Regions from separate parts of the Homo sapiens genome. Here region 2 is linked to region 1. Evidence: chromatin contacts called from ENCODE Hi-C or POLR2A ChIA-PET data. All regions are on one chromosome and are shown on one strand. The core of a region is the stretch at or near the end of the contact, and the rest is flanking DNA. Distances in the headings are between cores, read along the strand shown. Region 1 holds the start of TNFRSF8 (TNF receptor superfamily member 8). Region 2 overlaps VPS13D (vacuolar protein sorting 13 homolog D).

Evidence for each region. Hi-C counts contacts between places; a loop is a spot of excess contacts on that map. ChIA-PET counts read pairs that join two places held with the same protein, here RNA polymerase II (POLR2A). Pooled maps may share reads with other maps.
Region 2: a loop to region 1 is called in a pooled map, with 3 times the contacts of the local background. The contact joins the enhancer-like site here to the promoter of TNFRSF8 in region 1. A Hi-C loop is called at or near these places in 3 of 37 single-sample maps with no recorded cell type and 13 of 50 pooled maps. POLR2A ChIA-PET finds 5 or more read pairs at or near these places in 3 of 52 experiments (GM12878, HCT116 and activated naive CD4-positive, alpha-beta T cell).

What each region holds. Positions count from the first base shown.
Region 1 is chr1:12,059,619-12,065,312 of GRCh38, reverse strand. TNFRSF8 (TNF receptor superfamily member 8) reads right to left here and starts at 2,010. Exons shown (of 15, transcript NM_001243.5): 1 at 1,652-2,010. The coding sequence starts at 1,714. RefSeq lists silencers at 1,618-1,747, 2,335-2,567.
Region 2 is chr1:12,447,672-12,453,790 of GRCh38, reverse strand. All of the region lies in intron 65 of VPS13D (vacuolar protein sorting 13 homolog D), which reads right to left. Among named protein-coding and RNA genes, the nearest start is that of SNORA59A, 57 kb to the left of the region's middle. Within about 2 kb of position 4,855, at least 17 of the 41 ENCODE cell types and tissues checked have a DNase peak (open chromatin) inside an H3K27ac peak, as active enhancers do.

The sequences.
Region 1 (5,694 bases), core at 761-3,260:
TCAGGAGTTCGAGACCAGACTGACCAACATGGTGAAACCTCATCTTTACTAAAAATACAAAAATTAGCCGGGTGTGGTGGCACATGCCTGTAATCCCAGCTACCTGGGAGGCTGAGGCAGGAGAATCACTTGAATCCGGGAGGCAGAGGTTGCAGTGAGCCGAGATCGAGCATTGCACTCCAGCATGGGCAACAAGAGTGAGACTCAGTCTCAAAAAAAAAAAAAAAAAAAAAAGGTTTGGTATGAGAGTTCAGGCTGTAGTGAGTTATGATCGCACTCCAGCCTGGACAACAGAGTGAGACCCTGTCTCTAACATTAAAAAAAGTGGAGGGGGCTTCACTCTACAGAAAGGAAGCACATGAGCTTCAGCTGCCAAACCAAACCAGCAAAGCCCCCCAAGCACCTCTCACATCTCTTCCTTCCCTTCATCTCCCCAAGACCTTGGCACTCCAAACTCTTACCTTCCCCCAGGTGAGGGCTTGCAGAGCTGGGACAGGGTGTCTCTAGCCAGGGCTTTGTCCCCTCTGCCCTCTTGGGGGGAAAGGGGGAATACCTCACATTGCCCATTGGAAATGGAAGAGGGCATAGTTCCTCCTTTGCTGCATAGTTCCTCCCTCCTGCCTAAAGCCCACTCTGCCACTCTCCTCCCACTGCCTAAGGTTCAGATGACTAGAATTGATCCATAGCATGGAGTCCTCTCTTCCTGTAGGATTAAAGGGGAACTGGGTCTTCCCTCTCCCCCACCGTGACCCACCGCTGGACTAACAGCCTGCTCCTTCCTTTCCCTCTGTATCATTCAGCAGGCATCCACTCGCACCTACTATGGTTCTATGCAGGGGTCCACCGGGGTCCTGGGTCAGCTGAGGGCCTCTCTCTCCAGCAGCCCCTGGGCTCCGTGAAACACGCCTGGTTACTTTGCATTCTCCCCACAGTGATTAATTTGGCGCTGGCCACTGGTAAGTGCTCAGTTTTCCTAAAGCAGTCCCCAAACTCAATTCTGAGGCAACCCACCATAGACTTCAGCCCCACCACTGACCTTCTTCCAGGGGCAAATGCCCACCACGTGCTCCAGCGAATTCAATCCACAGCGTTGCTTTGCCGGACGCGGATTGGGGAAGCTAATCCCGGTGGTCCTGCACCCTCACCCCACTCTCACCCACAGCCAACTCTCCCTCCTTTCCTTGACCCTCCAGCCAGTGGCCAGCTTAGGAAGGGGGCAAACGGGACCGCGCACACAACAGGGTAGAGCGCGGACGACCAACCTCCCATGGCTAAGGGAGGCCCCATCTGGCCTGCCCACTACTCCCACGGCCTCACCTGATCTGCCCAGGACCCCGACGGGCCCGCAGGTAGGCGGGCTAAAGAGCGCCTCCCGCGTATGGCAGTGCTCTCAGTCCAATTCACACTGAATGAATGAATCAGTCCCAGCCATCGCGGGGTGAGAAGGAGGCGCCCCCCACCACTAGCCCTTCAGCCAGCCTCCCACCTGTGGGTGCTAGCATATTCCGGTGTTCCTGCTTGTCACCCGCGCCCCCTCACTCCAGCTGGGCAGGGAACGGGGTGAGGAGTGTCCTCCCTTGCGTCCCACGCACCCCACACTGTCCGGGCTCTGGACCGCCGGCACCTCCCCAGGCGCCCGTCACCCGCTTACCTGTGGGAAGGCTCGTAGCGCCCCCAGGAACAGCAGTCCCAGCGCGGCGAGGAGGACGCGCATCCCCGGGGCCGGACGTGAGGTGGCCTGGCGGCCGGCGCCCACCTGGGAAGCGGGGGAAGCGCGCGGCGCCCACGTGCGGTCCCGGCGGTTCTCAGCCGCGCGCGTGGACTTCAGGCTCCAGCACACTCCCGCCGCGGCCACCTAGTCCGCACCCAACGCACGCCGCGAAGTCACTTCAAAAGTGGTTGTTCCTCCGAGGTTTCAGCCTTAGTTCTCCCGTATCAAATTGGTTCCAGGAACACTTAGCTACAAGCAGCGAAGAAAAAAGGGGGCAAACACGTGCAGAGATGACTCAGGAAAAGGCACACTAGGAGACGCCTCCCTTAGCTGTTTGAATGGCCCGCCCCGGATTTGACGGAACTAGTGGTCCTGGCTCTAGGGAGTGTGCTGCCCGCCGCACCTGGGCTGCGGGGAGCGGAGGCAGGCAGCTTCTGGCCCTGGAGGTGGGGACTCACAGGATATTAGGAGGCCCCAAGGGGGTTCCAATGCCCCCACCTCCACTCCTGCCCCAAGAAACGGTGAAATGTGAGTAGTTTCCTGTCCCTGACACGATCAGCCAGGACCTTCTCCCATGCCCTTGAGATTCTTTGGAAGGGACAACTGGCCTAGGGAGACTGCAGAAAAAGCAACCATCACCCACCCATCCCCATTCATAAGCATTTGCTGTAAAATGAATCAGTGAGTGGATGATAAATTGGTGGATGGATGGATGGATGGATGGATGCATAGGTGGATGGATGGATGGATGGATGGATGGATGGATGGATGGATGGATGCATAAGTGGATGGATGGATGGATGGATGGATGGATGGATGGATGGATGGATGCATAGGTGGATGGATGGATGGATGGATGGATGGATGGATGGATGGATGGATGCATAAGTGGATGGATGGATGGATGGATGGATGGATGCATAAGTGGATGGATGGATGGATGGATGGATGGGTGAGCAGCAGGTGAGTGGGTAAATGGGTGGGTGGATGGGTGGATGGATGGATGCATAGATGGATGGATGGATGGATGCATAGGTGGATGGATGGATGGATGGATGGATGGATGGATGCATAAGTGGATGGATGGATGGATGGATGGATGGATGGATGGATGGATGGATGGATGCATAGGTGGATGGATGGATGGATGGATGGATGGATGGATGGATGGATGCATAAGTGGATGGATGGATGCATAAGTGGATGGATGGATGGATGGATGGATGGATGGATGGATGGATGGGTGAGCAGCAGGTGAGTGGGTAAATGGGTGGGTGGATGGGTGGATGGATGGATGCATAGATGGATGGATGGATGGATGCATAGGTGGATGGATGGATGGATGGATGAGCAGCAGGTGAGTGGGTAAATGGGTGGGTGGATTGGTAGATGGATGGACTGAATGTTGGAGGAACTGATGGATGGTATAGATCATTTTATTTCCCTGAGGCCTGACCCTTTAGAGTTTTCTTCCTGGAGGAGGCGGCTGGCACTCTCTCCTAACAGAAATGATTCAAGCCTCCTCGTACTATGTTCTCATTTGCTGGTGAATGATTTTCCCTTCCAGTGCTTCCCCATCCCCTGGGTTTTCTCTTTGCTCCTTTTATTCCACATTCCGTGTGTCTGTGTTGAGCATCTGCTGGGTGGGCCACAGGTCAAGGGTTCTTTTGACTGATTTTGTTTGGTTTTCAGATGTGAAAGCCAAGGCTCAGAAATAGGCAGGCAGTCCTAGGTGCTCTAATTAAGGGTGGGCCAGTTATTTTCCCTGAGCCCAGAATAGCCTAAGGATACTCTGGCTTCTGTGTCTACCTTGATCTGTCCTGCGAGGTACCAGGCCTCCATCAGGTGAAGGCCCTATAGGGTAGGAGTGATAACCTCCCACCAGGAACTTCCCAGCAAGGTCTCCACAACTGACCACTCCATGCTCAACCCTCCTGGGGCTGCTGGACTCCACTTGGGAAAACTGCTCCATCATGCCCCTTCCCAAGAGACCCACTTCCAGACTCTCCTCTGGATGTACCAGGCCCAGTATCTTAGGCTGTTTGAGCTGGGACTATGTTAAACAATGAGGTAAGCAATTATGGAAGTGACCTGCCTGTGATAATGACAGAACCAGACAGGGACAGGAGGAACGCAAGACACCTGCTTCCCAGTCCAGAGCTTTCTACTACAAAAGTAGAAAAGCTGGCAGCTGGGTGACATGGCTCATATCTGTAATCCCAACACTTTGGGAGGCCGAGGTTGGAGGATCACTTGAGCCCAGTTTGAGACCAGCCCGGGTAACGTAGCAAGACCTCATCTCTATTTTTTGTTTAATTAAAAAAGAGAGAGAGAGAAGGGCTGGTGTTTTGAATAAATAAATGAACAACAGCATCAAAATAGCTTGCACAAGGAGAAATACAAATAAAAATCAATTACAAGTTTTATAAGTTTAACCTTTTTAGTAATTAAAGAAATGCAAATTCAAGCAACCTTTGATAACCTTTTAGATCTATACAATCATCATTTTTTTTTTTTTGCTTTATAAAAACAATTTTGGTAAATCCAACCCCAAAGTTGTGGTGAGACCAGAATACTCATTCATACTCTGCTGGTAAATGTTACAACCCTTTTCAGAAAGCAGTATGGCAATTTTTAGCAAAAGCCAAAAAAAAAAAAAAATGTGTACTACTTGTGAGTGGCTCAGTAATTTCACCTCAGTGAAGAAAAACTAAGGAAATAATTTAACTGGAAAACTAGAAAAAGAAAAAAGAAAACTATACAGTAACATTTCCTTATATATTATTTATAAATTTTTGAAATACTCTGAGATTCACAACAAGAAATGATTACGGAAATTGTGGTACATCCATTTAATGGAATATTGCACATCCATTAAAAAGGATAAATCTATAGATGTTGTGGAAACTTGTCTCTCCCTCATATCCTTCCCTCCATGGATTTCCAAAGAGACCTTTCTAGCACACACATCTCACCAAGACACTCCCCTGTAGAGAACCCTTGCGGAAGTATGGTGTGTGTTTTGGCAGAGGACCACGTAGAAAATTATATTATTCATTTAATGATAACAATAACAGCTACCTTTGAGTGCTTATTTTGTGCTAAGAGTTTTCAGGCATTGGTTTCTTGTATCCTCATGAAAACCCCATGAACAAGGTCCTACTTTTATGCCCATTCTGCAGGAAAGGAACCCCTGCAGTGGCTCCCCTGGGTCAGAGTCACCCAAATGCAAGGGTGCACAAGTCTGCTCACAGCCTGGCAGGGGCTGACTCCTCCCTTGTGCCTTTTTACTTCTCCTGGACCTATACTCCAGCCAAATGTGCAGCCTTCTCACCCCTGCCAGCCTTTGCCCACGCTGGCCTCCACCTGGGACGCACACAGACTCCTGATCATCTTCCTAACCTGTTCCAATGCCACCTCCTCCTTGTTGCTTTCCTGGCAGTGTCTCCTGTCCCCCAGCCCTCTTCCCAGTCAAAAAGTGGTTTCTGTCATTTTTTGTGCCGCAATTCTAGATCTGATCTCATCATGTCATAACCATAATGACTGGTTCATGCATCCCTCTGCCCCAGGAAACTGTGTACTCCTGAGAACCAGAATTCCCCCAGGGCGCCCAGGAAAGTAGCTGACACATGGCTTAAGTGGAGGGAAGGCACATTTTGTGGCCAGGGAGCCAGCTGGATCCCAGGGGGAGATGGGCTGGTAGCAACCAAGGAAAACAGCCATTCATGGGACTCTTAAAAGCAGGCAGTGGATAGAGCCCCCGGGTGCCCTCGGCAGGTTTCAGGTGGTATGAAAGTGCTGTGAAGAGTAGAAGGGGAAGTCCCTAGGCTCTGTGCAAGGCACAGCAGCAGTCCTTGTTGTGGGGTCGTGGGGCCCTCCAGAGCAAGCTGTGGAAGGAAGCCAAGCCCGAGGGGCTACAGGAGACTGGGGAGCGAGGAGCGCTTGCTCACACAGTCTCAGCTCGGTGGGCTTCTTGGAGGAAA
Region 2 (6,119 bases), core at 3,606-6,105, 390 kb before region 1:
GGACAGATTTAGGTACTGCTGAAGAACACAAACAAACAGCAGCCTTGAACCCTGCCCTCAAGAACTGACAGTCTCTTTGAGAAGGTAACAATCGTATACACAAAACAGTCAGCAGGAACCCAGGACACAAACTACACAGAAAGGAAATGTGACCTTTGTTTTGGAAAGAATCAATAAGAGTGCCTGCTATGTTTAGAATTATGTAGGCTGCCAGCGTTCTTCAGGTTCCAGACAAAAACGTGTCTCTCTGGTGCCCCAGACGCTGTGAGAACCACAGTTAAGTGACGCGTGCCCATGTCCTGTGTGTCTCCAGGGGACACATCTCCACCTGAAGAGACCCAGGAGCACCGCAGCCAATTCAGGGTCTTATTCAGGTCTTTCCTGTTTCTCTCAAGCTCTTATATTCTTTCTAAGAGCTTACATTCTCTTTCTTGGAAGACAGATAGGGTAAAGTGCTCTTTACCTATCGCTGGCAGCTAACTAGGAGGAAGTTAAAAATCCTATAATACTCCCCCACCAAGAGAATATGGGAGAATAATCTAGGCAGAATACCCAATATCACTCCCTCTTCTTCTACTCCCATCAATTAATATCCAAAGTTGATGAGTGAGCCTATGCCAAAAGCTTAATTTCCAACTAAGTCTGCTGTGGCAGCCTCAGCTCCCCAGCACCAACTGGGTCCTGGGTGTTCTCTATACAAAGACAATGTATTGACCCAAGGAGGATGGGATGAGATGACCTAAGAGATCACTCTTCCCTCTAATGCTGGATTCTTCCGTAAGATGAAGACCTTTGCCATGGAAAGGTACCTACACCTATCTCAACTTACTGTAGGACTTCTGTCTGAATTCCTGTTTCTCTGTCCATAAAAAATTGCTTATGCAAGCCAACTGGACTTGTCCTTTGCCACTTGTTAACAGTCAACCATTACAAAAGTCTTCACCCCTAGAAATACAGCTTTGAGAACCCAGAAAACTTGAGTAGATGTTGAAATCTATGATCCAACCAAACCTGTATTGATGAGTAGTTAATCAGATTTTACTGGGAAAGACGTTTTACAGAAACTAAACCAAAGCCAGCCAAATGATGGATACAGTGGTAAAGGCAGGGCCCTGGGCCAGTTCACTGCACTCTGAGGATTGAATCCAGGCTACCATAAAGCATGTGGCCTCCTTTTACTATGGAGGCATTTAGTTAGGCATCCTTAATTCTACCCCATTCCCCACCTCAGTGGGAAGGTAAGTCCTGCCCAGCCATTATTTCTCCCTCAAAGACAGCAGAAAACAAGTGGGCTGTGGAGGGAGGGAATTCCAGTGGTGCTCATCATGGGTGCCCTCTGGCCTTGCTCTTCTCTGAAGCTTGGAAGCACTATTTTACCCAGGTCCTTGACTTTGAAGATGGTCATCAAAACAGGGCAGAGATACCCAAAAGAGCTACACCATCATGTAGGGAGTGACTGGCCCAGGCCATCCTTCATGATCCCATCCTCCCACTGTCTTGTGACAAGTAAAGCCTGGAGATAGAGGTCCAGATTATTCAGACGAAGGAAAAATGAGTCCCGATATGAGCAAGTACAAATCCACTACACACCCAGTCAACCAAGCAATCCAACATGTGCAGAAGCCCTACTTGTACGGCAGGCTAGAGACAGAGAATCAGAAATCAGAAGTGGTTTCTGTCTCTTGCCTTCAAGACCTCAGTAGGGAAGTATGGATGTGGCATAATAGAAAGATAATCACACCTGAGTTTGAATTTTGACTGTGACACCCAACAGCTATGAGATCACAGACAAGTAACCTTTGCGGGCCTCTGTTTTCCTCCTTTTCAAAATGGGGATACAAATATTCCCTACAAAGATGCTGTAAGGATTAGGTAATACATGTAAAGCACATAGCACAGAGCCTGATACATATGAGACATTCAATAAAAATAGTATTATGTTATCTAAACTTTGACTTCTTTATATGCAAAATGGGAATAATCAGATTCTGCAGGACTGTCTTGAGGATTCAGGGATAGTGTGCACGTAAAGCATCTGGCATGGCATATCCCCCCAGCAAAGCGGAAGCTATCTGCAGCAGGGCATAACAGCACCAGGGTGTGCTAGGCTTCTAAACTGGGAAAGCGACTAGCAACTGGAAGGTAATCTGCAGACAATTTGTAACTCTTTGGTTATAATACCTTAACACCAGAAGGAGCATTTGCAGAGACTTAAGTCTGCCTACCTCATTTTGTAGCAATCTCAAGTCCACAAAATACTTAAGGCTTCAAGTGCATGTTGTTCTAGCTAAAATGAAAGGTTCCAAGGAACAAAATGTCCTTCAGAAAATCTAGTGTTACACTCACAAAGACAATGATTTTCCCCTTCCTTTCACTTCAACACATGCCATACTTGTGAATTCTGGCCACAGTCCAAAGTCATTAACTTCTATAAAGCAATATTTTCAGCAAGGGGGTAAAAATCTCAGAAGTACTTCAAGATGCCAGTTCTACTGAATAGCTAACACACACTCTGTCAACACCCTCCTTCCCAAAATAATCTCATTGTCTACACAAATGGAGACACTGCAAATTAGCCTGGGTTTGGGGCCTGGCTCCGAAGGGTTGATTTTCTAAAACTGAAATTCAAGTAGACACTGGAATGGGGCAAGGGAAAAAATTCACACTGTGTTCCTCTGTTCTGTCTGATCAGTTTACCTGACCCTTTTATGATCTTCAGCAAGCATGGGGTGCCAAAGGCATTTGGCCAGTGTAACAGGAGCTGGGGCTTGAATTTCTCTCCCTTCTCTTGGGTTCTTCTTTCACAGTTATTTACCTAATGGAAATTTCCTCTTTAATATCTTTGCCTCACTGAGTAATTGCTGGTGGCAGTATCTTCCTTGTCACCAGGGAAGATGGTAACCAAATACAACAGGAAAAGAGAGAAGTGGCAGGACTCCGTAGTGTGATGGAGAAGTTTTATATTCTTCCAAGTACAGATGCTCCTTGACTTATGATGGGATTACGTCCGGGTAAGCCCATTTTTAAGTTGAAAAGGCTTTAAGTAAAAATGAATTTCATACACCTAACATATCTAAACATGCCCGGAACACTTACATTAGCTGACAGCTGGGCGAAGTCATCTGGCAGCAGGGCCCACTGTAGAGTATTTGTTCCCTCTTCATGATCACGTGGCTAACTAGGAGCTGCGGCTGCCCTAGTGCCCAGCACTGCGACAGAATCGGATCACATGTCACCAGCCCAGGAAGATCAAAACTCAAAATCTGAAGTACAGTTTCTACTGAATGCATATAGCTTTTACGTCATCGTCAAGTCAAAAAATTGTAAGTTAAACCACCACAAGTCAGAGACTATACAAGGTTGTACAGCTGCAAACCTCAGCTACCAGCACAGCTCTAATTCTAATCAGCATTGTCTGCAATAAGCTATGTCTGAACTCATAAATTTGGAAAACCCAACTATCTATTGTGCCTCTAAGTAAGGCTGCCATGAACTTTGTGGGAGTTGCCACGATGTAGTCAAACAAGCAGGAGCAAAGGAATCAAATCTTACCCTGACAGTTACCAAACACGCATGCTGGTGGAAGAGGCTTAATTTCTCTGAACCTCAGTTTATCCATCTGCTAAAATCACATACTTTCTACTGTAAGGGATTGCTCTTTTTTTTTGCTGGCTGAGTCTCAGTCTGTTACCCAGGCTGGAGTGCAGTGGTGCGATCACAGCTCACTGCAACCTCCACCTCCTGGGTTCAAGCGGTTCTCATGCCTCAGCCTCCCGTAGCAGGGATTACAGTTGTGTGCCACCACGCCTGGCTAATTTTTGTATTTTTAGTAGAGACAGGGTCTCACCGTGTTGGCCAGGTTGGTCTTGAACTCCTGGCTTCATGTGATCTGCCTACCTCGGCCCCACGAGGTGCTAGGATTACAGGCATAAGCCACCGAGCCTGGCCTGCAAAGGACTGTTTTGAAGAGTTAAGAGAATAATTAATGCAAAATGTTTGGTGTAGCATTTGGCCAACACTTTTTACAAGTTTCTTAGAAGTAGTATGGGACTTTCAATTTCAGAGTCATTTTCAACTCTGCTGGTATACTACTAGGAAAACCATCTTTGAGTCATGTAAGACCTAAGTCACTTCAAAACGAAAGTCTTCACCACTGACTTCCGTTTCATACTGTCAAAATATCCACAGTTAAAAAGTATTCTGAGTGTGAGTTTTGCCTTGATGTTGAAGAACCCTTTTGTGATACTCATAAACAGAGAAGAGTTAAAGGAAAATGTGACCTGAAAAGCAGTGAATATCTATTGTTGATAAAAGGCAAACCAAACAGCTAGTCCTCACTCAGCCAAATCACGAAAGGGTGGGGAGGCTGGGAAGAGGCATTTAAAAAAAAAAAAAAGGCACGGAACAAGTTGAGGTTTGGCAAGAAGGAAGCATTTCTGGATTCCAGATTTCTATCCACTAGAAGAGGAGTGCTTTTGTCTGTTTTCAGTTCTACTTGGTTATGGATTATGTATAGCCCTTAAGGCAAAGAGAAAAAAAGGGGAGGAATCCAGAAAGGGGACCCTGAATAAAAACAATACAGGCATTTTAAAGTTGGGACTGACATCCTAATTCCAGTAATATGCCTAAGCCAATGACCTTGCTTTTTTTTTTTTCCTGGTCTCTGGAGATCTAAAAGCCCTCCTACCCTAAGATGCACACCATGTTGCTATTTCACGGATAAACACTTATCAGGCAACAGACACTCCTTTTTCAGTTAAGAAACAAAGTTATCTAAAGCCACCCAGAATTATCTCAGCACCCAAGGTTGAAACACATGCAAGGAAGTCAGGCCTCAGGACTGTCCTGCTGTCTTAACTAACCCAAGACACACGCCTGCTGAACTGGCAAGTTTCTCTTGCTATTCTGCAACTCTGACCCAGTTGTGAACTCAGATGCTGTTTCAGATTAATCTGGAAGCTCAGAGTGGTTTGAAGCATTCCCATAATAGGATTTTGCTTTTTCCTTAAAAAGGATTGGTGGAGTATGCTATAAAGTAAAAACCGCAGAAATAAGCAGGATGTACACAGGTAGAATCAAGACAACTGATCTTCAACATAGAGAAGTCGGGGCTTAGTCAAATCCTATTTTCCCTATAGTTTTTCTACATTGATTATAAAGAATTATGAAGGAAGGATGAATCCTGAAGCCCAGCTGTGGATGGAATTGTGTCCTGCCTTTCAGCTCTTCATCAGCTAGGACCCAGTGTAGGACTTTTTGGCAGAAGGGGGGTATGCTTATGTTGAAAATGCCAGACCCCTACTTGTCTGTTGCTGAAACCCCATGAAGCATGCAGAGGGAAGCCTGAAGACAGGTTTCCATACAGTTAGCACTGGCCATGGGGAATATGCCTTCCCACCCCATGAGAGCTCCTGTTTTGCCATTCTAACAAGGTTTTTGCATAAATAGCTTGTGCCTCAGTACTGAACCAGGAGATAGATTATAATGCAGGAAAAAAAATTCCCTCTATGGCGGTCACACCATAAAGCCTGATTTGGCAGATAACTTATTTCAACTCCAAGAAAACACACAGGCTCTCAAAAGCAGAGTCCTGATGCCAACTCTTGTCATTAGTATCAGCTGGGTGAACATGAGCAAAAGACACACTCTCTTTAGAATCAGTGTCTTCATCTACAAAACAGGGAGAACACCACCCATGGAGTTACCCACGGCGACCTTGGTTACGAAAGCACTTGGAAAAAAACACAAATCAAAGGGTTATTACTGGAAATCCTATCCTTTCTTCCAATGAGTGCTCTCCGGTTCCCTCCTCTTTCTCCCCCACTGAATCTTGCATGTCTCATCCTAAACTATGGAAATCACCTCATGCCCATTCTGGAACAAAGGAAAGCATAAATATGTCAATTAAAATCGCAAAATACAGAACTTTAGAAATGAAACCGAACATTCCTCAACAGAAAAGAAGCTCAAGATGATCTCCTTCCTAGTCACAAGACCTCCATTCTTACAAAGTACTTTGTATTTATTTCAAATGAATAAATATATTCACTTTAATGCCAAAGGCTTAGAAGAAAGGAGGCTGATGACATCAGAGAGAATAATCATAGATGCTGGGCACC